Regions from separate parts of the Homo sapiens genome. Here region 2 is linked to region 1. A link is a loop called in an ENCODE intact Hi-C map of the cell type or tissue named here. Cell type or tissue: A673. All regions are shown on one strand. Each heading gives the region's core, and the rest is flanking DNA. Links, peaks and the distances in the headings are about the cores only. Region 1 has its middle 100 kb from the start of LINC02543. Region 2 has its middle 28 kb from the start of MIR4639.

Region 1 (11,636 bases), core at 1,582-9,581:
ACAGGGACAGAAAATGGCGACTCTCAGAATAAGCTATTTCCAGACATTCAGAAAAGCAGGAAGAAGCAGAGACCTCTGTCAGCAGGCAGGAAAGGTCAGCCCCTGGACAAATATTCAGGGATCAGTTCCTAAGTGTGTGGGGAGCCCCCTGGAAACCAGTTGCTAGCAATGGTCCTCTTACTGGGAAGGGGTCCCGATCCCTAGATCCCAAGAAAGGGCTCTTGGATCTCGTGCAAGAAAGAATTCAGGGTGAGTCCATAGGGTAAAGTGAATGCAAGTTGATTAAGAAAGTAAAGGAATAAAAGAATGGCTACTCCATAGACAGAGCGGCCCCAAGGGTTGCTAGCGGGCTATTTTTATGGTTATTTTCTTGAGTATATGCTACTTAAGGGATAGATTATTCGTGAGTTTTCCTGGAATGGGGCAGGGGTTTCTCCTGGAACCGAGGGTTCTTCCAGCTAACTTTTGTATTTTTAGTAGAGACGGGAGTTTTGCGATATTGACCAAGCTAGTCTTGAACTCCTGATCTCAAGTGACCCTTCCACCTTGGCCTCCCAAAGTGCTGGGATTACAGGCATGAGCCACTGCGCTGGGCTGGTTACTCCCCTTCTTAGACCATATAGGGTAACTCCCAGACATTGCCATGGCATTTGTAAACTGTTATAGTACTGATGGGTGTGTCTTTTATCATGTTAATACATTATAATTAGCCTATAATGAGCAGTGAGGATGACCAGAGGTCACTTTTGTTGCCACCTTGGTTTTGGTGGGTTTTGGCTGGCTTCTTGACCACATCCTGTTTTATCAGTGGGGTCTTTATAACCTGTATCTTATGCTGACCTCCTATCTCATCCTGTGAATAAGCCTAACCTCCTAGGAATGCAACCTAGCAGGTCTCATCCTCATTTTACCTAGCCCCTATTCAAGATGAAGTTGTTCTGGTTCGAATGCCTCTGACAGTCCCAGTGGCCAAGCCAGGCCACAGCGAGTGTGGATTATACTGAGCCTCCTGGTTCTTGAACTAGAGTACTTGCATACCCCTTTGAATGTAGGCTAATTAGTGCTTCCCAAACTTCTCCAATTATAAGACTCCCCTGGCTTTGGTGAATTCACTGACTCTCAGGACCTACTGCAAACCTCTGGATGAGAATTACCAAAAGTGCAGCCTGGGAATCTGGGTTTGGCAAGCACCCAGGTGATTCCCACAGTCAAGGAGGTTTGGAAAGCACTGAGGAGGTTATTCAGAGCCTGTGGGGCCATATCTGTAAGTAGCAGTTAAGATGGCTTAGCTGTGAGGAGAGGAGGGAAGTGAGAGCAGAACTAGACAGGAAATCACAAACGCCGTCCGGTGATCTTAGGGTCACTGAGTGTCCCGGTTTGCCTGGTACTGAGGGCATTCCTAGGATACAAGACTTTCAGTTTTAAAACTGGGACAGTTCCAGGCAAACCCTGTTTCTGTTACGAAACTACATGCATTATCACCATAAGCCTCACGTGACCCCAGAAGTTCTAAAACTTTCCTTTCCCAGCAGAATCTAGCTTCTGTGGGCATTAGAAGGAAAACATTGCTGCAAAAAGTATTGCATATTAAATTGTGTATGACTGATAGCTTCACTGGTCTCCCAGAGGTATTCACATTTTTTGAAAAGAGGGACTATAATTTGTTTTGCCTCCTGCATTTCCTTTGCAGCTGAAATTACTTTTCAGAATATCTTCAAGAATCAGCAATAAAACTCATAGCTGCATTTTAGAAAAGTGACACAAGTACCTAATTCGTCATTTCTTTTAAGTTTGCTAGAGAAAAAAAATTCTACTTCTCTCTCAAAACTGTGATTTCAACTGAGCAAACTTAGACATGAGTTATCACTATCCTTTTAAAGCAATTTTAATTTCCATTTGATGGCCTTTTCTTATATTCAGTTACTGTAGCTTTAAGAAAGAAATCTTTCCACACATTATCTGAAGTCATTTTCTTGGGGCTTGCTAGAACAAATTAGAAAAGCACGATGGATAATTAAACTAAATATTGTGTGTAGAGTTAATCCAAATTCCAGAGCAGTAAGCTTTACTGAAAAATAATTACAATAAAATATAAACACAGAAGTGATGGGGTGATCCAAACTTTCAACTTGACATTTGCTAGGGAGTTTGCCTCACAGTAGGGGATGAAGTCATCTCAGACCTGACTTTCCCCAAAGCCACAAAGTCCACACTTGGGTTGGGAAGATAAGTTGACTGGGAAGAAACCTTGACCCTGAGGCCCAAGTCTAGTTAGAAGAGAGACAAGAGTCTTCTTCTCTCTATTGCTGTAGCTTAGTGCAGGATTAAGAGAGGAAAGCAGCCATGGAAGGGAGACGGTTACATCAGAGGCCTTTGAACCAGAGTGACTCCATCTTGAATAGGGGCTGGGTAAAATGAGGCTGAGACCTACTGGGCTGCATTCCCAGGAGGTTAGGCATTCTAAGTCACAGGATGAGATAGGAGGTCAGCTCAAGGTACAGATCATAAAGACCTTGCTGAGAAAACAGCATGCAGTGAAGAAGCCAGCCAAATCTCACCAAAACCAAGACAGCAATAAAAGTGACCTCTGGTCGTCCTCAGTGCTCATTATTCACTGATTATGATACATTAGCATGCTAAAAGACACTCTCACCAGTGCCATAACGGTTTACAGGTGTCATGGCAACATCCGGAAGTTACCCTATATGGTCTAAAACAGGGAGGAACCCTCAGTTCCAGGAATTGACCACTCCTTTCCCAGAAAACTCATGAATAATCTGCCCCTTGTTTAACATATAATCAAGAAATGACTATAAATGTCCTTAGACAAGCAGCCAGTGCTGCTGCTCTGCCTATGGAGTAGCTCTTCTTTATTCCTTTACTTTCCTAATCAACTTGTTTTCACTTCACTCCATGAACTCGCCCCAAATTCTTTCTTGTACAAGAACCAAGAACCCTCTCTTGGGGTCTGGATCAAGACCCCTTTCCGATAAGTTACAGCCTAATGGGTTATGTGTACAGACTCTACCTTAGAGCTGCCTAGGTTCAAATCCCAGCTCTGCCAGACCTCAGCTGTGTAACCTTGGGTATTACTCAGCTTCTCTTTGCCCAGGGTGAAACAGTAATAGCACCTACCTTACAAGGTTGCTGTGAGGATAATTCATGAGCTAATATAGACAAAGCACTTAGAATAGTGCCTCCCACTTAATCAGTGCTATGTAAGTGTTTATGTGGGGGCCATAGGCTCTTGGCCCTCTAAAGATTCACTAAAAAAAGTCACTGACATGAGGCAGGTTGATTAATAGCAGAAAAGGTATACAATTTAGCATGTCTATACAGGAACTTTCAGAATGAAGATCCAACCCAACAATACAGAAGCTTTTATACTATCTGGAGATTAAAGAAAGAATGACGACTCAGTGCCTGCCCCCAAACAGGTTTTGGTGGCAGGACAGTTTAAGGGCCAGAGAAAGAAATAGGCTTGGTCAGCAGAGCTGGCATTATTATGTAGATAAAGGCTCCCTCAAAGGTACATGTTTCTTTTTAGACTTTTAAAGGTGTAAGACTCTGAATCTCTCCTAGAGCCTGGTTGTGTTAATGGAGATTCTCTACAGATGCAGATTTTACCCCATAAAAGACAGCTTTGCAAGGCCATTTCGCTTTGCCAGCTCTGCAGCAGCCATTTCAAAATATGTTAAAGAAATATATTTTGGGGTAAAATATTTTGATTTCCTTTACTTACATGAAAGAATGATAGAAATCTTCACATCTGTCTTCAGCATATTGGTTAATTTTTTTTTTTTTTTTTTGAGACGGAGTTTCGCTCTTGTTGCCCAGGCTGGAGTGCAATGGCGTGATCTCGGCTCACTGCAGCCTCCACCTCCCGGGTACAAGCAATTCTCCTGCTTTAGCTTCCTGAGTAGCTGGGATTACAGGCACGCGCCACCGCGCCCATCCAATTTTGTATTTTTAGTAGAGACGGGGTTTCCCCTTGTTGGTCAGGCTGGTCTCGAATTCCCAACCTCAGGTGATCCACCCACCCTGGCCTCCCAAAGTGCTGGGATTACAAGCATGAGCCACCATGCCCAGCCTGGTTAATTTTTAATTTTTAAAAGTTGCTCTGCAGCAGAAGCTGCTCAACAGGACAAATGCAGTCTGTGCAGTTGCTTTCTGGGTACCCAAGGTGTGTATGGTGGTGGTGGTGGTGGTGTCTGAACTAATTGCCAAAATTTTAAAATAGGGAAATATGTAAAAATACAGGTTTCCATCTGTTTTTGAAAAATAGAAAGATCTGGTCATGCTAGGCTCACATTCTGCCTAGTTACTATCGGCTGGAGCTGAGTGGAGCTGGCTATTAAATAAAATATGTGCTCCCTGATTTGTCATGGTCTCTACAGAGCCTGCTTTACTGTAGGCAACTGAATTCGTAATACTTAATTTTGAGTTAGCGATCAGCAAATCATAGCCTATGGGCCAAACCCAGCCCACTGTCTGATTTTATAACTAAAGTTTTCTTGAAATAGGGTACTCATTCATTTACATATTGCCTATGGCTGTTTTCAACTACATGGCAAAGTTGAGTGGTTACAACAGAAATCATGACTCACAAAGCCTAAAATATTTACTATACTATCTGCCTTACAAAGTTTGTTGACCCCTGTTTCTAAGGTATTGTCTTTCAGTAAATAGATTGCTTAAAAATAGCTTATTTTTATATTTTAGAAAATATATAGTGCATTCAAAATTTGAAAATGTATGCTTATTATTTAGAGGGAGAGTGAATTATCTTCAATCAAAAAAATTGACGCACTTAGGAGCTTGTAGGCTCAGGAGCTTCCGATGACTATTATTCCTTATCTCCCTCTGGTGGTAAAATGCATAAATTGCAGGCACAGTTAAGCCATGACACCGTCTTAAGGACATGTATTTTGTTGTTGATTGCAGAATTCTTATCCTAGAGCACCATATGAAGTGGCTATTTCCTCTCACTCCATCTTGAAAAACTTGAATATTTCTTCTTACTTCCTCAGTATGAAAATAAAACTGGGCCAAAACATAAAAATCAGTTGTCTGTAAATCATAATCGTTAGAAAAAATTATCAAAAAATCATATGATAGTAATAAACATTTCTTCCCTCATAAAGTTTATTTTTTAAAACATGGAATATCATTATTTTACTGAAACACTTTCAGATAAATATAATATATTTTATGCATTACTTATATGTAGACCTGTTATTAATTATGCTACTAATTCATACAGTACACCAAAACCCCATAATATGCTTGCATAAGCATTCAGGTAACTCTGCATTTGTACTTGGAATACCTATGTATTCATTCCTGGAGAATAAGGCAGCAAGGTTTATCCCACACAGATAGACCCCAAATGTTATCTGGGATGTCTGCCAAATTAAACCATTAGATTCCAGTGACGATATCTATTGACAACTCCTTTCTCAATTAGTTTTGGGAGAATTAATTAATCTATTATGACATGGTTCAGTTCCTATTATTTGTCTCTATTAAATACAGTTTAATGAGAGTTTCTCTACATTTTTTTTAGCAGAGACCCAAGCAAGGAATTAATATTAATGTTCTATTAGATTCTTTTCATCCCTGAGGACATCTTCTGCATCATGAACATGAGGTAGAGTCTACATGGTGTAGAGTTTGTTGAATATATATCCAATATACTCTTGCCTGTGGATTCTGTCTCATGAAAAGTGCTTAATTAATATTTGTGAAATGAATGAATGAATGGATAAAGTGCTAGGAACAGGAATGGGGAAGGGCTGAAAGACAAGTCAACTCTGCAGGGAGTTCTGAACATAAGACAATCTTTCAGAACTGTCCTGGGTTGGGGCAAGAGGGCTATGCTTTTATCACTTCCCTGGCACCCTATTTCAATAAGTCATTGGATGAGAGAAAGCCCAGGATGTGTTGGAGGTGTATCCTTGGGCAAATTAGCTCTCTTTATTTAAGGCATCCTCTGAAGGGGGCTGACAGCTGAAGGCTGCCTGCCAACAGCACTCCCTCCAGCTGAAATCATTCATTCAAGAAGCAGGATCTCGGAGGCACATTACAACATCCACAGCATCTACCACATGGTGATTGCTCAATAAGTGTTAACCCCTACTCCATAAATAGTTGCCCAGTGAATGAATAAAAAATGAGCTGACTCCTATATCCTTGGTAAGTGACATATCTAGTCATTTATGCTTCATTATTCTTTTTTTTATGTTTTTATTTTTATTTTTTTTTGAGACAAGGTCTAGCTCTGTTGCCCAGGCTGGAGTACAGTGAGGCAATCTCAGCTCACTGCAATCTCCACCTGTTGGGCTCAGCAATCCTCCCACCTCAGCCTCCTAAGTAGCTGGGACTAAGGTGTGTGCCGCCACGCCCAGCTAATTTTTGTATTTTTTGTAGAGCCAAGATTTTGCCATGTTGCCCAAGCTGGTCTCGAACTTGCGAGCTCAAGCAATCTGCCTGCCTCAGCCTCCCGAAGTGTTGAGATTACAGGCAGGAGCCACTGTGCCCTGCCTATGCTTAGTTATTCTAAAATTGTATCTCTCTGTGGACATTTAGGGAAAGAGAATGTTCCTTCCCCGTCTTTCATGCCAGTCAGAGCCTCTATTCCAGGGTGACACAATGCGGGTGGTCAGGGAATGCTGTTCTATGGCCACAGCTTAAAGGCCCTGTGGGGTCTCTACCTAAGGGACTCCAGCCATCAGGAGCAAAGAACAATGCTATCTGTAGAGGAGGGATTTGGTAGATGGGATTTTACCAGCACTCTTAACATTGGATCACAGCCGAATCTCAGGCAGATTCTAAATATTGAAATCCTCTATTGTTACTATTTTGTTTCATTTCATTTAATTATTAATTTTTTTTTTTTGAGATGGAATTTCTCTCTTGTTGCCTAGGCTGGAGTGCAGTGGCGTGATCTCAGCTCACTACAACCTCCGCCTCCTGGGTTCACGCCATTCTCCTGCCTCAGCCTCCCGAGTAGCTGGGATTACAGGCGCGTGCCACTGTGCCCGGCTGATTTTGTATTTTTAGTGAAGACGGGGTTTCTCCATGTTGGTCAGGCTGGTCTCCCAACTCCCGACTTCAGGTGATCTGCCCGCCTCAGCCTCCCAAAGTGCTGGGATTACAGGCGTGAGCCACTGAGCCCGGCCGGTTTTATTTTAAGAAATAAAATGATGGGTTTCACTAATGATCTCTAAGGTCTCTTCCAACTCTAACATTCTATGATCCAAAAATTAGGAGCCACCACTATTGAGTGTTGGTCATGTGCCAGCTCCGGTGCCAAGCACTTTGCATACACAAATTCACTGAATCCCCCCAGTTTCCTCGCCAGGAAAATGGAGATAAAAATAGTACCTCTCTCATAAACAAGGATTGCATGAAATAACTGACATATATAATATAGCCTGGTATTTAGTAAAGTCTAGCTATTATTATTTTTACTTTTACTTATTCCTGACTACTCAGAACTCTCCATGTGGCCTAAGATCTACTCTTCCTTGAGAGATCTAAGCTCCATCGTAAGTGCCTCTTCTTTCCTCATGATGCCCCGAGTGATGAAAATCACCTGAGCTTCAGCACTCAGCCACCATTAGTATGTATCCATGATGGGCTAATAGTTTGGAAGGGGAACGTTTTCCAGAGTATTCAGCATAGAAATTGGTTCATAAATCAATTGTGTTACATATCCGCAAAACCCCATTCTACAAGCCAACTCTTCGGTGTCTTTCATTGTTACCTGTGTTTGTCCACCTTGAACCAAATTGCCATATGATGCAACAAATGTCCAACCTGCAGCTTTCTGCAATCTACATAAACCAGAATTTTTTGTGTATAATTAAACTAATTCGCATGCATTATTAGAAACACATGTTTACTGATTAGAAAGGTAAAACTATAGGCTAAGTCTCTAGCATTTATCTCGGTTTTGACAGGACAAATTTCATAAATTCACGGACAATTTTCAAGTGATGCATATCACCCATCCCAGAAACTCTTCTCAGTCCCTTATCTGCTCTTTGCCATTGCATAATTATTCATACCTTTTGTTATCAACTTTGGCTGCACATAAAAATCACCTGGAGAACTTAAAAAATACTGATACTTTGGCTACAATCCCACAGTTCTGATTGAATGGGTCTAGGGTGCAGCACGGGCATCACAAATTTTAAAGTTCCCTCTGGTGATTCTAACTGCAACAAAATTTGAGAACCACTGAGCAATAGCAGTGTCAAATGAACATGATTGTTTAATTGGCTATAGTTTCATTCTTTTACATAAATACTGGGGATTGATTTATAAAATACCTAAAAATGTTCAACAACTGTAAGCCCTACTGTATACCAGGCCATGTTCAGGAAGCTAGGCATTTCCAGAACATTCTATGCACTGATATTATTTTGTCTTTTTTTGTTTGTTTGTTTATTTTGAGACAGAGTCTCACTCTGTCGCCCAGGCTGGAGTGAAATGCCACGATCTTGGCTCACTGCAACCTCTGCCTCCCAGGTTCAAGTGATTCTCCTGCCTCAGCCTCCTGAGTAGCTGGGATTACAGGCACACATGACCATGCCTAGGTAATTTTTGTACTTTCAGTAGAGACAGGCTTTCGCCATGTTGTTCAGGCTGGTCTTGAACTCCTGACCCAGGTTATCTGCCCGCCTTGGCCTCCCAAAGTGCTGGGATTACAGGCATGACCCATCACGCCTGGCCTTGCTCTGATATTATTTTGGAGGGTTGCATAATTTTACAATTCTATAATGGGTAAAGAAATATTCCACTAGACATGGGTAGGGTTCAGAGGAGAAAGAAAAGGAGAATCTGAACCACAAAAATAAATAAAATTAAATAGTTCTTTACTGTGGGATTCCTCAGAAACTTTACTATACTAGTGTGCATGTAAATCTTCAAGAGCATTTCTCAAGCACATTTGATCACAGAATCCTCCCACCACCCTCTCCACATTCCATTGCCTAACATCTTCTGGAACATTCTGGTGAGTACTTTGAGAAATGCTAGTTCAAAAGGTTTCTATTTGGCAAGAGGAAAAGAGCAGGGTGCTGAAGGAAGCACAGACACAGAGCTGGCGCCCTCAAGGACTTGATTCCACATTGGGAACAAAGGCTTTGTCTTCTGGGAGGCCGACCTCAGAAGTTGATGGGTCTTTTTTATCATTGCTTGTTAAGACCAGCAGCAGAGCAGTTGGTTGATCAGCAGTGTCGTTGTCTCCCAACTGCTGTGAGCCATAAGGAGTTCCACATGTGGAAAGTCTGTTAGTAGCACAGGACGTTTGGCGTCCCTGTGGAGACAGAGTGAGGATTGACAGCATGTGTTTGGTGCTCTTCTCTGGCCAGGGCAGAGAGGAAAGCAGAGGGAGATAAAGGGTCCAGTCCCGCTCAGACCTAGCACTCCCTAGGACTGCTCTGCTGACTGCTTCCAAATTCTGGCAGCGTGTGCCTAAGCCAGCTTTCTTAGGTATAAAATGGGGATATGTACTACCTAAGCGTTCTTGTGGGGACTAAGTATGAACCATAAGGACCTGTGCAAATATTGGAGGTTACTTTTTTTTTGGAGACAGGATCTCACTCTGTTGCCCAGGCTCAGGCTAGAGTGCAGTGGTGCAATCATGGCTCACTGCAGGCTTAACCTTCTGGGCTCAAGCCATCCTCCTGCCTCAGCCTCCCAAGTAGCCTCCCAAGTAGACGTGAGCCACCAGGCCCAGCTAATTTTTAATTTTTTTTTAGAGATGAGGTCTCCTTATGTCGCCCAGGCTGGTCTCAAACTCCTGGGCTCCAGCAATCCTCCCATCTCGGCCTCCCAAAGTGCTGGGATTACAGATATGAGCCACCACACGCAGCCTGGAAGTTACTTTCATTATCATAATTATTATCACCAATAAGATTCTCTTGCTAAGTTCATCTGAATGATAACCCAGGGGAAACTTGATTTGAGAATCCATAACCATGCACAATTTTTGCACTAGTTTTTCATAAATGTTGCAGAGCAGGAGAGAGAGAGATGGAGAGAGACACACACACACAGTCATTTATTCAACAGTGTGGGGGTCCTAGAGTCTTTAGAAGGAAAGTGTTTGTTGTATGTGCTCTCTGAAACCTTGAAAGTGAGCTGAAAATCCACATCATTCTACTGTTTAATAGTCCATGGTCTCCTGTCATCATTCCAAATGTGTCTTATTGACAGACGGTTTCTTTGGGAGAGCACCTCAATGATTAATTGAATAGAAAACACCACTCATCTTTCTGCAGGCCGGCGCTTGTTTAGTAAGGTTAAATTGAAGCAATGCACAAGGAATGGAGAGAGTAGAAGAGCAGCTTATTTTCCTTCAGGCTTTTCTCATCATCCCAATTCTATTTTTGCAGACATGACTGTGAACATGGAGACAGCTTCCACCCACCTTAACCAGACATATCTAGTCCTGCTGGCGACTCTCAAGCTGGAGCCTAGCAACCCAAAGTCATGGTTCTTTTCATTAATAATCCTTCTTGATCCACTATTTCATCCTGTTTTATTTACTAATTTGCTAGAATATGCATTGAACTTATTCTCGAATTGGCACTGTGAACTCTCTGTTCCTCCTTTTATTGTGCAATTTCATTCTGGGTGGGTTTGTTTTGTTTCTAGCTAAATAGCTTCCCTCCTTTCCCCTCCACCCATCCTGTGTGAAGATCCACCCTTTCTTTTTTTGGTGCCACTTTCAGGCCCTGGACAATATCTCCCTTTGATGGCCTTCCTCTACCCAGATAGAACTCCGTGGAGTTTTTCTGTCTGCTGAGACCATCCACGTGGTATTTGGTCTAACGGGCCCCAGCATGCCTGGAGAGATAGAAATACACATGCGCTTTGAATGGGACCTTTACTTCTAATACACAAGAGAATTATGTCTTTCTGCTTGATAAATATGACCATGCTGAGTGCCCCTGACTTTCAATCTTACAAAAACCAAAATAGCAATAAGCTTTCATGCATGTACTTGGGTTTCACAGGTGCCATCTCATTAAGTCCCCAATCACCAGCTCTCTGCTGAGCTTCACTAGTGGGAGTGCGTGCTTGAGCAACCTTCTCCTCATTCAGAGTCAACAGGAAGCAGGCAAAGGTGCAGCTTGCTCTTGGGGGTCTGGAAGTCAAGAGAAATCGGTTGTTTTGAGGACTTAAGAGAACTTTTTCAATTCATAAGCTCCATAAAATGTAGGGGAATCTCTTCTAAAATGTAAACAGCCATATTATAGCTTGGGATATGCTACAAATTAGGTGTGAATGTACACACTGAGGCAGGTGCACCTTGCCCGGGACCCCTCTTTCCCCACCTTCTACCCCCGATATCTCCACAGATTCCCTCCCTCCTTTCACTGAGGTTTCTGTTCAAATATCATCTTATCAAAGAAAGTTCCTCTGAACTCCTCTTCTAACGAAACATCCAGACTTGTCCCCTCCCATCCCCTTACATTGCTTTGTTTTTCCTTTTAGCACTTATCATGAATAACATACTACTTTATTATACTCTTTTTAGTAAATATCCAATACCATGTAAAAAAATAGTAAAGGTTATAATTTTAAAACAATAAAAATGATTTTTTTAAGTGATAGACCAG
Region 2 (11,636 bases), core at 1,549-9,548, 280 kb before region 1:
TGTCTCAAAACAAACAAAAAAATAAACAAACACTCTAGCGTTTTAGAAAAATGAACTGATTATAGATTCATAATGGGATAGGGAAAATGAGGGTGTTTGGAAAACAGTACAAATTTTTTGAGGTCGATGTTGGAGGTCACTGTCAGAGTGTAGACATGTAGACCATGAATCTGAACCAAATCCCAGAGTGAGAAGCCCCCGGCCTATCCTTCTCCACAATGCTCGCCTTAAATGACTTTTTAGTTAAACCATCTGGGGGTTGGGGGGTGAGTGGGATAAGAAGGGAAAAGAAAAGACGGGGGTGGGGTTGTGAAGTAGCCTGCTGTGCCATTTTAGTGTCAACATCTCAACTCCGCAGGTTGTTCGTGTTAAGATTCTGTGAAGCTACTCAAACAGATTCACACGGCAATAAATTAAATATTTCAACTTTCTTTCTCTTTGGTTTTTTTCTTGTGGCTGAACTGATGGCAAGCTGGGGTGGGGTGTGTGACTGAGTAAAAATAGGCTGCTAGAAAAGCCCAGGTATCTGTTGTAAGCCAGAGTACACTTTGTATCAACAAATGCTGATTTCTGGGGAGGCAAGGCCTGGGTGTTAATGTTTAACACTCCGGGAATTAAATAGGCAGTTTGGTTGTGACCTGGAATTTACTGCTGTCCTTTCAACCCTCAAGCAAATTAAGGAGAAACCTGCTGGACTTGCATCCTCAGTGGGAAAAAAGTAAAACACTGTCCAATGCCAGAGGGAGTCACCTTTTCAAAAGAAAGGGAAAATATCCCATCTACTGGTTGGTTGGTTGTCCTCTTCGAGTTCCATTTTTAAATGTTTACTTCACTTTATTCATGTTAAAAAAGAAACAAACAAAAGCCTCAAAAAAGGGGAGGGGGGAGGGAGGATGTGGTATAGGAAGATAAAGGGGAAACTTTATAAAGAGATACATCAACCAATTGCAATATGTAAGTCTTATTTTAGTCTACATTGAAATGACATATAAAAATAAATGAGGAAATAATACAAAGAAAAACTGTTTTTGAGGCAATGGGCAAATTTGGACACTGACGATATTTGAACATATCAAGGAATTAATGTTGGGTTGTTTGTTGTAATAACAGATAATAGTTATGTTTTCAGAAAGAGTCCAAATCTTTTAGAGATGCATAGAAAATAGTTTTAGATGAAATTATATAACATCCTGGATTTGCTTCAGGGTAACCCAGGGAAGAAGGGTGGTCAGGGAATGGCTGGAAATACACATCCAATGAGATTGGCCATAAGGGGATAATTGTTCAAGCTGGGGGTTCATTATACTATTCTTTCTCCTTTTGTATGAGAAATATTTTGAAATATTCCATAGTTTGAAATATTCCATATTAAAAAGTTAAAGGGAAAGCCCCGTGAGATCAGGCTGTGATCTCAAACAGCACAGCTGCCTTGACTAGAAGCATGCCATCTCTGGAGAAGTATCCCCAAAAGCCTGAGAAAACTTCCTCCTTTTAAAATTGCTTTTGTGTTATTCCCATGAACTCACTGTCTTGGACCAGAAGCAAACCATGAACAGTCCTTTTTTCAATCAATTCAAAGAAAATATGGTAGGAAGGAACTGAGCAGAAGATGAATGTAAATGAAAGGGAACTAAAGCATGACAAAGGCAATCTATAGCTAAGATGAAGATATTAAGTGCATTAGACTGCACAGCCAGCCATGTGCAGCCTGCTATGCCCAAGACCCCAGCAGCTGTCTCAACAAGAGCCACTATTCATGATATCTAGGCCAGGCCTTTGTGATGTTTGTGTCTTTGGACTGGTGTACCTTGGTACGTCATAAAAATCCAGATGTTTTTGCTTCCTGATTGAAATAATTCTTTTGCAACGGATTTTGTGGCAAGTTTTCTGAACAAGTACTATATATTTAAGTGGTTTACTGGAAAACAGCAAATGTGTCCTTCATGTCTTTGAAATACATAGGAAGCATTGGGTCAGGCCCCTTTTTATAGAATGACATCTTGAGGAAGATTCAGTTACATCTTTGGGCGATGACTCCAGGCTGCTTACAAAGGAGTGAGAGGGTTTTATCTCTATGTCAGGTAAGCAGAATAACAAGACAATAAAAGCTCAGGAAAGCCAAGGCTCCTGGGAGATACTGAACTTAAAGACCAGATTTGAAGAGCTAATGCTAAACAGAAACCGAGGAGCGTGTCACAACCCGGAGCACCGAGGACCGCTGCTAAAGAAGTTTCGAAGTAGTATTGTTTCTGTCTTAATTTGCAGGCTTGATCTCCTCAAAATAAAAAAGAAAGATGGAGAGACAGAAGAGAAAAGGAAAGACGGCTGTCAACTCGTGAATGCCTATGAGAGGAAGGCAGTGTGTCCCATCAAAGGCTTTGATGCTGCATCTTGACTTTTCTCCAAATCACTTCTCCAGTTCACTCCATCTACCACTTTCCTTCACCAAAATAAGCCTAAATATACTTCTTCTTCTACTATTTTTTTTTTTTTGACACAGAGTCTCACTCTGTTACCCAGGCTGGAGTGCAATGGCGTGATCTCGGCTCACTGCAACCTCTGCCTCCCAAGTTCAAGTGATTCTGCTGCCCCAGTTTCCTGAGTAGCTGGGATTACAGGCACCCGCTATCATGCCCGGCTAATTTTTGTATTTTTGTAGAGTTGGGGTTTCACCATGTTGGCCAGGGTGGTCTCAAATTCTTGACCTCAGGTGATCCACCCACCTTGGCCTCCCAAACTGGTAGGATTACAGGTGTGAGCCACCATGCCCAGCCTCCAAATATACTTCTAAATGAAAAAAGCAAACTGCTCCTTGAGCTGGCACTAGTGGGTAGTTTGAAAAAAACGGATGGGGAATTCAAGAATATAATTCTACTTCTCTTGGCATCTGGAGAAAAGATGTACCTGTATTATTTTTTAAGGTTCTTTAATTTTAAAAATAAACTTTTAATCTTACAGTTGTTTTGGATTTACAGAAAAATTATGATAGTGCAGACAGTCCTCATATGTCCCACACCTACTTCCCCCTACTATTTTTTTAATATGAAAAGACATTCATTATTCTGACTTTACTATATAACATGTTAGTGAACACCCCGGATTGCATTTTCTCAAATGGCAAATGAAGAACATTTCTCTTTGATTCCCCCGAGTACCTCAGTCATCTGCCTTTTAGAAGATCTAGTTTCTTGCAACATCTTTAATACTGTCCATGAGAATACCAACAGCGTGTAATACTAAAGAACATTTTGCTAAGTTGTTCTATCATGGGTCTTTGCTCAAGGTGTTCACCTTTTTCTTCCAATCTGGTTTTCAGCACTTGATCTTGTATTTCTTCATTATTGTGCCCAGGATGTGGTTGAAGGATGGGTTTTGTGTATTCATAGGGAATGTCCACAGGAGAGTGGTAGCAGGCTCACTTCCTGCCATTGGAAGTCACAGCAAGCTCTGTTTTGCAATTATAGTCATCAGGTAGAGAAGAATACATAGATTTATAACACACACAGTATAAAGCTCCATTTTGCATTGGAAATAAATGTTTCAAGACAATTTGCTTTACTGTCCTCTATTTTACTGCTGCTACAGCCATGGGGTATGGAGATGCTTATCAGGTAGTATAAACATCTTCGAAAAAGATGTTTTGAAGAGAGAATGCTTTGAAAATCTGCCTCTAGGCACACCAGTTTTCATCACTTGGCAGCTCCTTACCTCAAGTCCCCCCACTTGTTGCCCCCAATATTAACATCTTGCATTTGTGCGGTGCATTTGTTACAATTAATGAACCAATATTGTTACTATTCACTAAAGCCCATAATGGATTCATACTTTCTCCGTTTTTACCCAACGTATTTTTTCTGTTCCAGTAACCCATCTAGGATCTTACACTACATTTAGTTGTCATTTGTTCTTAGGTGCCCCTTGGCTATGACAGTGTCTCTGACTTTCCTTGTTTTTGATGACCTTGATGGTTTTGAGGAGTCCTGGTCAGGAATTTTGTGGAACTTCCCTTAATTAGAATTCAACGGATGTTTCTCTCACGATTAGGCTAGGGTTATGGGTTTTTGGGAAGAAGCCCTTTAACTCTTTCATCTTAGTGTCTGAACATCAGATGTTTCTTCCTTTGAATCTCTTCAAAGCCAAATGGCTTTGGGCAGCACAAAATACTCTGGGCACGTGTTGCTCTGTCTCCCTGCACATTTATTTGCCTTCTAGCACCTTTTGCTGTTTACTCTGCTAAAGAATAGAAACATATTTAAAAACTGGGAATGTACTTGGCAATAGCATCTGAAAGGTGTATATGAAACTCAAGTCTAATTATAGTTGTTATACAGGGAGATTTAAAAAATTAAACATCAGTAGTTGATTATTTTAGTCACACACATGTATGGTACATAAATTCTCTTTCCCTATCAAATAGGAGATCTAGATTTCTTTTTCTGAGATAATTTGTAGCCTTTTCCATTTATAATTCTAGTTGCTACAAGAATCAGCATCATCTTTAACAAGAGGGATTCATTATTAGAAAATTTAATAACATAATCCTTCATATTAAGACAAAGAGAAAAAGGTCATATAATCATCTTCACAGAGGTAGATAACGCACCTGATAAACTTAACACTTAAAAATATACATTGATGACTATTTTGTTTTTTAAATACGTATGATTATATATAATTACATATATCATTATATATGGTTATATATGGTACAACATTTACTGAAATATATAAATAATGTATACTTTATATTCATATGTGATTTTTAATATGTTATACATGTGATTATATGTCTGTGTGTGTGTATACTTTAGCTCAAAAGCTGGCATCTTATTTAACGTGATTACACTGGAGACTTTCCATTAAAGTGAGGAACAAGACAAAGGATAGCCATGATCTCCACTGCTATTTAATACTGGGCTGGAGGTCCTAGTCTATGCAATTAGATAAGAACAAGCAATTAGAAGAATAAAAATTGGAAAGAAAGAGGTATAACTGTCTCTGTCAAATCAATGTCAATATGTAGATGAGGGGTGTCCAATCTTTTGGTTTCCCTGGGTCACACTGGAAGAAGAAGAATTATCTTGGGCCATACATAAAATACACTAACACTAACAATAGCTGATGAGCTAAGAGGAAAAAAATTGCAAAAAAACTCATACTGTTTTAAAAAAGTTTACAAATTTGTGTTGGGCTGCATTCAAAGCTGTCCAGGGCCCTGTGTGGCCTGCAGGCTGCAGGTTGGCTTTAAGCTTGGTGTAGACCTTATCTGAATCCTGATTCAAACACAAAAATTGAAAAAAAATTATTTTTACAATGAAAAAATTTGAACATTGACTGGATTTTGGCTAATAGCAGACACTAGTGAATTATCGCTACATTTAAGTATGATAATGGCATTGCAGTTATTTTTTTTAACGTTCTTCTCTTTAAGAGATACATGACGAAATGTGTATAGATAAATAACATATGGGAGAATGTAGAATCTATATTATCTATAACTACCCCACAGATAAAACAAGATTGTCCATGAGTGGACAATTGTTGAAGCTGGGTGATGGGTCCATGGAGCTCATTATACTATTCTTCCTACTCTTGTATGTGTCTGAAATTTTCCACAATAAAAATTTAGAACAAGGTTAAAACAAATAAGGCAAAATAGTATCATGCATGTAATCTCAATGGTGGGTATATAGTCATTGTATTATTTTCTATTCTTTTTTATCTTTGAATTGCTCATAATTAAAATCAAAACAATTTACAAATATACAAATTATTTTGATTTTAATTATGAGCAATTCAAAGATAAAAAAGAATAGAAAGAATAGCTGTGCAGATACTTAAATTGAGGGAGGATTTTTTTTTAACTCTATAAAATCTTATTTCTTAAAAAAAAAAAAAAGAAAGAAAAAAAAAGGCCTAAAGTAAGTAAGTGTATTAGTTCGGCTTCACACTACTATAAGTGCCCCAGACTGGATAATTTATAAAGAAAAGAGGTTTAATTGACTCACAGCTGCAAATGGCTGGGGAGACATCAGGAAACTTATACAATAATGGCAGAAGGGAAAGCAAAACCATCCTTCTTCACAAGGTGGCAGGAGAGAGAAGCACAGAGCAAAGGGGGAACAGACCCTTATAAAACCATCAGATATTGTTGAGAACTCACTATCACAAGAGAACAGCATGGGAGAACCGCCCCCATGATCCAATCACCTCCCAAGAGTTCCCTCTTCCAGCACCTGGGGATTACAGTTCGGATTACAACTCAAGATGAGATTTGGGTGGGAACACACAGCCAGACCATATCAATAAGCAAAATGTTCAAGTCTGTTTACTCCTGGTAGTGGGCACATAGAGTCTGTTTATTATTCTGTCTTTTGTTTGCTTAAATTGTTCCTTAATTTAAATAGCATCCTTTATTTTTTAAAAATGCCTGTGTGTAATGCTGAGGTCATATCTGCCTTCTATGGAAGCTGCTTGCAGCGGGGCACAGAGGTCACCAAGAAATTTTGCACCTGGAGATTTTGTATCAGCAAGAAGTGGGTAGAAAAGTAGAGGGTCGCTGGAAGGAAGGTAACACTCCCAAATCCCAGTCCACTACACACTTTCCCACACTCTGAGGGGCTCTCCAGAAAAACTAAAAAATCAGGAGGAAGATACCTCCAGGGTTAGATCTTTCTTCTACTTCCTCAGTGGTGCCTAAGGCATCACCCTCCACCCATGGCCCCATTGTGGTCAGCACCTCCCGACCTTGATCTAGAAACTGCACGCTCAGAGTTACCCTCTCTCTGGGGTCAGGCAATTCCAGCACTGCACTTTCAGCGTTGGCTGAAAGTCTTGAACAGTTTACTTAGACCTTCTCCATTTGTTTGGCTAACCCCAGAGAACACCTCAAAGTAAGATCTGGTAAACTGTGCAGTGTTTAAACATTTTTTCTTCAAGTGGTAAGACCAAGTACACATCCCATTTCGACAAGAAGAATTTGAGATAAGCCTCTGTGATTGCTGAGGGCTATCGAGGAGAGTAATTTACCCTGAGGGCTGCCAAAACAAGTCCAGTCACTAGGGAAAGATTCTGCATGGAGACTAGAGTGTGGACCCCATAGCCATGAAAACTATGGCCTTTTTTTCTGAATTTGAGGCAGTTTTAGAAAAGCAAAAACCAAAAACTTCAGCAGATACTTTTCTCCCAAGTGGCTTTGTTCCCTCGCCTCTGGAGAGCCATAAACCATGAAATTTATTTGGGAAGGGGGTGCAGCATTAACAAAGACATAGTGTCAGTTGCTTTCTATTAATTACTCTTCAATATTAGTATACTTTTGAAATATGCTTCAGAAAATGATGACTAAATGGCTGAATTTCTAAAAGGAAAAAAATTGTTTTAGGATCAGATCAAGCACATTTATTAAGCATTCACTCATTCATTCATTCATCTACTAACTATTTATAAAGCACCTACTATGTTCCTGATATTGTTGCCAGGTTCTCAAGTTACCCAGAAGACACAGTGGCCACTTACAAGGAGAGGCATTGGGTAAGGATGTGCTAAGTTTTGTCTCCATCAAATTAAATTGAAAATCAGTTATTATCTAAACATTTACATAATTACAGGCAGTCATTATCCAGGTTGTTTTCCAAAGGCCAAATTTGACTCAGTGTGTCTTTGATTACTGAGACAAGGCACCAGTCGCATGAAACATCTCTTCAGAACAAAGCATTCCAAAGAAATTATTACACAGGAGGTTTAGCTCAAGAAAAAAGGAACAGAGAAATAGCTTGGGGTACAAAGCTCTTTATCTTGCTTTCTAAAGTGCAGTGGTTTAACGTTTAAAAGGTTACTTTCTGGAACATTTTTCCCTTGAAAGTTTCTTTCACACATTTGCAGACAGAAATTACAATAGAGCCATGAACAGCTTCCACTCTCTGGAGGGGATTTTCTTGCTTTTACTTATGTATTAGATAAAAATAGCATTTTACTTGTCTTCAAGCCTAAAGACAGGATTACATTTAAATCAGGTTCTTTCATTTTAAAATGTGAATTGTTAACTAGGGAGTAATGAGACCCGACCCTTAACCAGGCAGCCCTGGATTTATCCTTATGTCCATAAAGTTCCCAAGTTAAAATGAGCTTCAAAGGTCTGTAAATGTGAGGAATGTTACCTCCTTCCCCCTGGCACTTGTGAACATTTTAGTGGTTGTTTTCTCTGGTCAGATCCTACTGCCTCCAGAGATTTTTTTTTTTAACTTATTTCTCTGCTGTGTTTCCTGAACTTTTTCTAATAAGCAAGATCAGAACTCCTTTAGATACCTCCTTGATTTCGTTTATTGACAATCTAAACCCTACTGAGATATGTCCCTCAGTTATTCTGGACCTCATCAACAAGTCTGAATCATGGTCTCCAATTCACAGAAATGCTAAGATTGCAGCAACTTCTCTATAATAAATTTATAAAATGAGGTAATCTGATAGACAAACTCATTTAAGAAGAGTATTGACCACTTAGATTTCTGATATTTAAAAAAACACGTTAACTGCTGGAAAAGTCAAATAAAAAAAGCTAGAGGATTTCTTATATGTGTTCCATAAAATCACAGTGTTAATATTTCAGAGCTACAGAGAGCCTTGTTGATTATCTAATTTCCTTATTTTGTTATAATGGAAAGTGAGGCTGTCATATTGTGAAATATATACAGTACTTGGTTATCCTCCAGTTTCCTGGCATACAACTCCTAAAATCCTTGGACTCTTCAAAGTAATAAGTGGCTTTGTATGTGCTATTGAATTGACTAATAGGGGCGGTTCCTAGGTAGCTTCAGGATGGGGTTGGTCACCAGAAAGACCAAGGCAAGATTAGAGGGTTGGGACTTTTAGCCCCACCCCGAAACCTTGAGAAGGGGAGAAGGGCTGAAGATTATGTTGGTCACCAATGACCAATGACTTAATCAATCATGCCTCCCTAATGAAGCTTAAAAATCAAAAAGGACTATGTTCTGGAATCTTCCAGGTAGCTGAACCTCCAGACAGTGGAGGTTCCTGGAAGGTGGTGTGCCCAGGGAGGGCACGAAAGCTCTGTGTCCCTTCCTGCATGCCTTGCCCTACACATCTCTTCATCTGTATCCTTTGTAACATCCCTTATAATAAACAGGAAAACTTAAGTGTTTCCCTGAGGTCTGTGAGCTGCCCTAACAAATTAAGGGAACCCGGCGGGGTTGTGGGAACCCTAGTGTATAGCCAGTTGGTCAGAAGCACAGATAATACAACCTGGGGCTTGCGATCTGCATGGGAAGGTGTGTGTGTTGGGGGTAGGGCAGTCTTATGGGTCTGAGCCCTCAATCTCTGGGATCTGACACTCTCTCCAGGTAGATAGCATCAGAATCGAATTGAATTGGAGGACACCCAGCTGGTGTCCACTGAGGAATTGTTTGCTTGCTTGGTGGATGGGAAAAACACCTCCTCAATTGGGTCACAGGAGTCTTCTGTGTTGATTGTTTAAGTGAGAGAATAGAGGGAACGCTTTGGGTGTGTTTTTCCCCCTCATTTGGCAGGGGGGAGTTAAGGTTCCATATAGAATTAAGGTTGCTAATCAATGGACCCTAAAAAAAGGAGAGGATCCTGGGGCGGTGGAGGGCAGTTTTGTGGGACTGAGCCCTCAACCTGTGGGATCTGATGCTGTCTCCAGGTAGATAGCATCAGAATTGAATTGAATAAGAGGACACCCAGCTAGTGTCCTCTGCTGGATTGATTGATTGGCTGCTGGTTGGGAGAAATCTCCACAAACTTCTTCGTGCCCAGAGGTCACAGAAGTCTTCTGTGTTGATTGTTGTTGAGTAAGAGCATAGGAAAAGCACTTTGTTTTTTATTCTTTCATTCACAGAAGTCCACACAGGGGCCCAGAGAAGCAAAAGACAGGACTTTCCTAATATCGCATCAATTGACTTCAGTCTTTCTATTCCTTGCTGCAAGATACTTCTACTAGAGAACAGAAAAAGTCAATATCTAAAGAATGTCCAAAAATAAAAAGTCTTCTTTTAAAATGAGGTCTCGGTACCTCTTCAGGGAATCTGTCCCTTCACAGTTCACAGTTCACAGTCAGGCCTTATTGATCTAAAAAGAACTAAGTTCTTCCTGAGTTTATGGATTTATTATATTCCCATGTTGCCTGCACTAGAATGTAAACTCCAAGAGGGCAGGGCTTTGTCTGTTCTGTTCACTGGTGCACCCTGAGTACCCACCACAGTGCTTGGCCCCCAGATGATGGTCAGAATGAATAAATGAATGAATGAATGAAATGAAATCTGGCTGTCACCATAGGCAAACACTCAGGACTAACAATAGAAGGAACAAAAATAAGATCTGAAAAGGCCGTATGTTTATTACGATAAAAAATAATGTATTAAATGGGCATTTTGAGAAACTTCATTTTGTTTCTTTATGTCCTGGTAATGAGGCCTAAGAAGATCCCAGATATTACCATCTCCCTGGCGTCCCGAAACCTTTACTTATTAGGGTCAAACATCTGCCATTTAACTCATTCATTAATCCATACCTACTAGATATTTTATAATGATATTTTCAATATTAGAATCAAAGGTGCTTAGCCGGGTGTGGTGGGCATGCCTCTAGTCCCAGCTATTTGGTCAGCTGAGGTGGGAGGATCACTTGAGTTCATGAGCGAGGCTGCAGTGAGCTATGATTATGCCACTGTACTCCAGCCTGGGTGACCCCGTCTCTAAAAAAAGAAAAAGAAGAAAAAGGATGAAATGTGCCAGAGGTGTCAGTCAGTAGAAAGTGAAGCAATGGACTAGTATGAGATAATCCACATCATAAATAGTAAATTTTGACTGTCGTGTGTAGGCTGGGTCTAGCCACTGGGATCTTGAGATGCTACTAGTATTGATGTTCTTTTCCATGTGCTCCAAAACAGTGAAAATTCATACATGTTGCCTGTTCTCCCTCCAGTAGTGACTGTAAGACTTTAATTTGATTTAATTCAAAACAATTTAAGTTATTGAGCATGTACTCAACAAATTATTCTGCTAGGCATTTTAGGAAGAGATATATGACAAGGGCTGAGTTCTGATCAATGTCGGCTGTTTGATGCATTGCCTGTCTGGCACATTGCCTGCAAGATGCCTGTAGCAGGAAATTTTTTATCTTACAGTCATGGGGCTGGAAGGATAGGGGAGGAGCTTTTTCTGTTGGATTAAAAAGGAGATACTCAAAGTTGAGTTAATAGAGGACAAAGATGTCAAACCTGAAAAAGAGTTTAATGGGAATGAAGAGACTTCCAATGACCTGAATGGTAAGCAGTTTCAATCCAGAGAAAAATATATTTGAAAAAAACAACAAAGTTATGAATACAGTGGTTTTTAACAAGGTACAAGGGACTTCATGATAGTTTTGTTAACAATGCTTCTTAAACATAACTTTCAATGGACAATGTTGATTTTATGTAAGATCAAGACAAGAGGAAAAGGAAGATTATAGAATTTCCAGATGAAGATAAATGTCAAAGGAAGATGAGGCTTCAGACAGATAAAGACAACAAACAAGTCATGGGAAGGCCCCAGTGAGAGCTGACTCAGTGAGGGAGACTACACACATGAGGAAGTGATAATTGAGTGTTTCGCATCCAGCAG

Evidence for each region. A loop is a pair of places that touch in the nucleus more often than their neighbours do. Peaks named below come from ENCODE experiments on the same cell type or tissue, not always from the same donor. Only the 100,000 strongest peaks of a DNase experiment are listed, where the experiment ranks them.
Region 2: it touches region 1 in a loop (2.0-fold over the local background); 3 of 110 quality-filtered maps call a loop at or near these places.

The regions. Positions count from the first base shown.
Region 1 is chr6:15,886,999-15,898,634 of GRCh38, reverse strand. No RefSeq gene overlaps it. Among named protein-coding and RNA genes, the nearest start is that of LINC02543, 100 kb to the left of the region's middle. RefSeq lists enhancers at 1,367-1,416, 2,083-2,377. In A673, for the core only: a CTCF peak has its summit at 4,870 (motif pointing left); a DNase peak (open chromatin) is centred at 4,874.
Region 2 is chr6:16,163,559-16,175,194 of GRCh38, reverse strand. It overlaps a transcript of MYLIP not described here and the pseudogene MRPL42P2. Among named protein-coding and RNA genes, the nearest start is that of MIR4639, 28 kb to the right of the region's middle. In A673, for the core only: a CTCF peak has its summit at 6,076 (motif pointing right); a DNase peak (open chromatin) is centred at 6,084.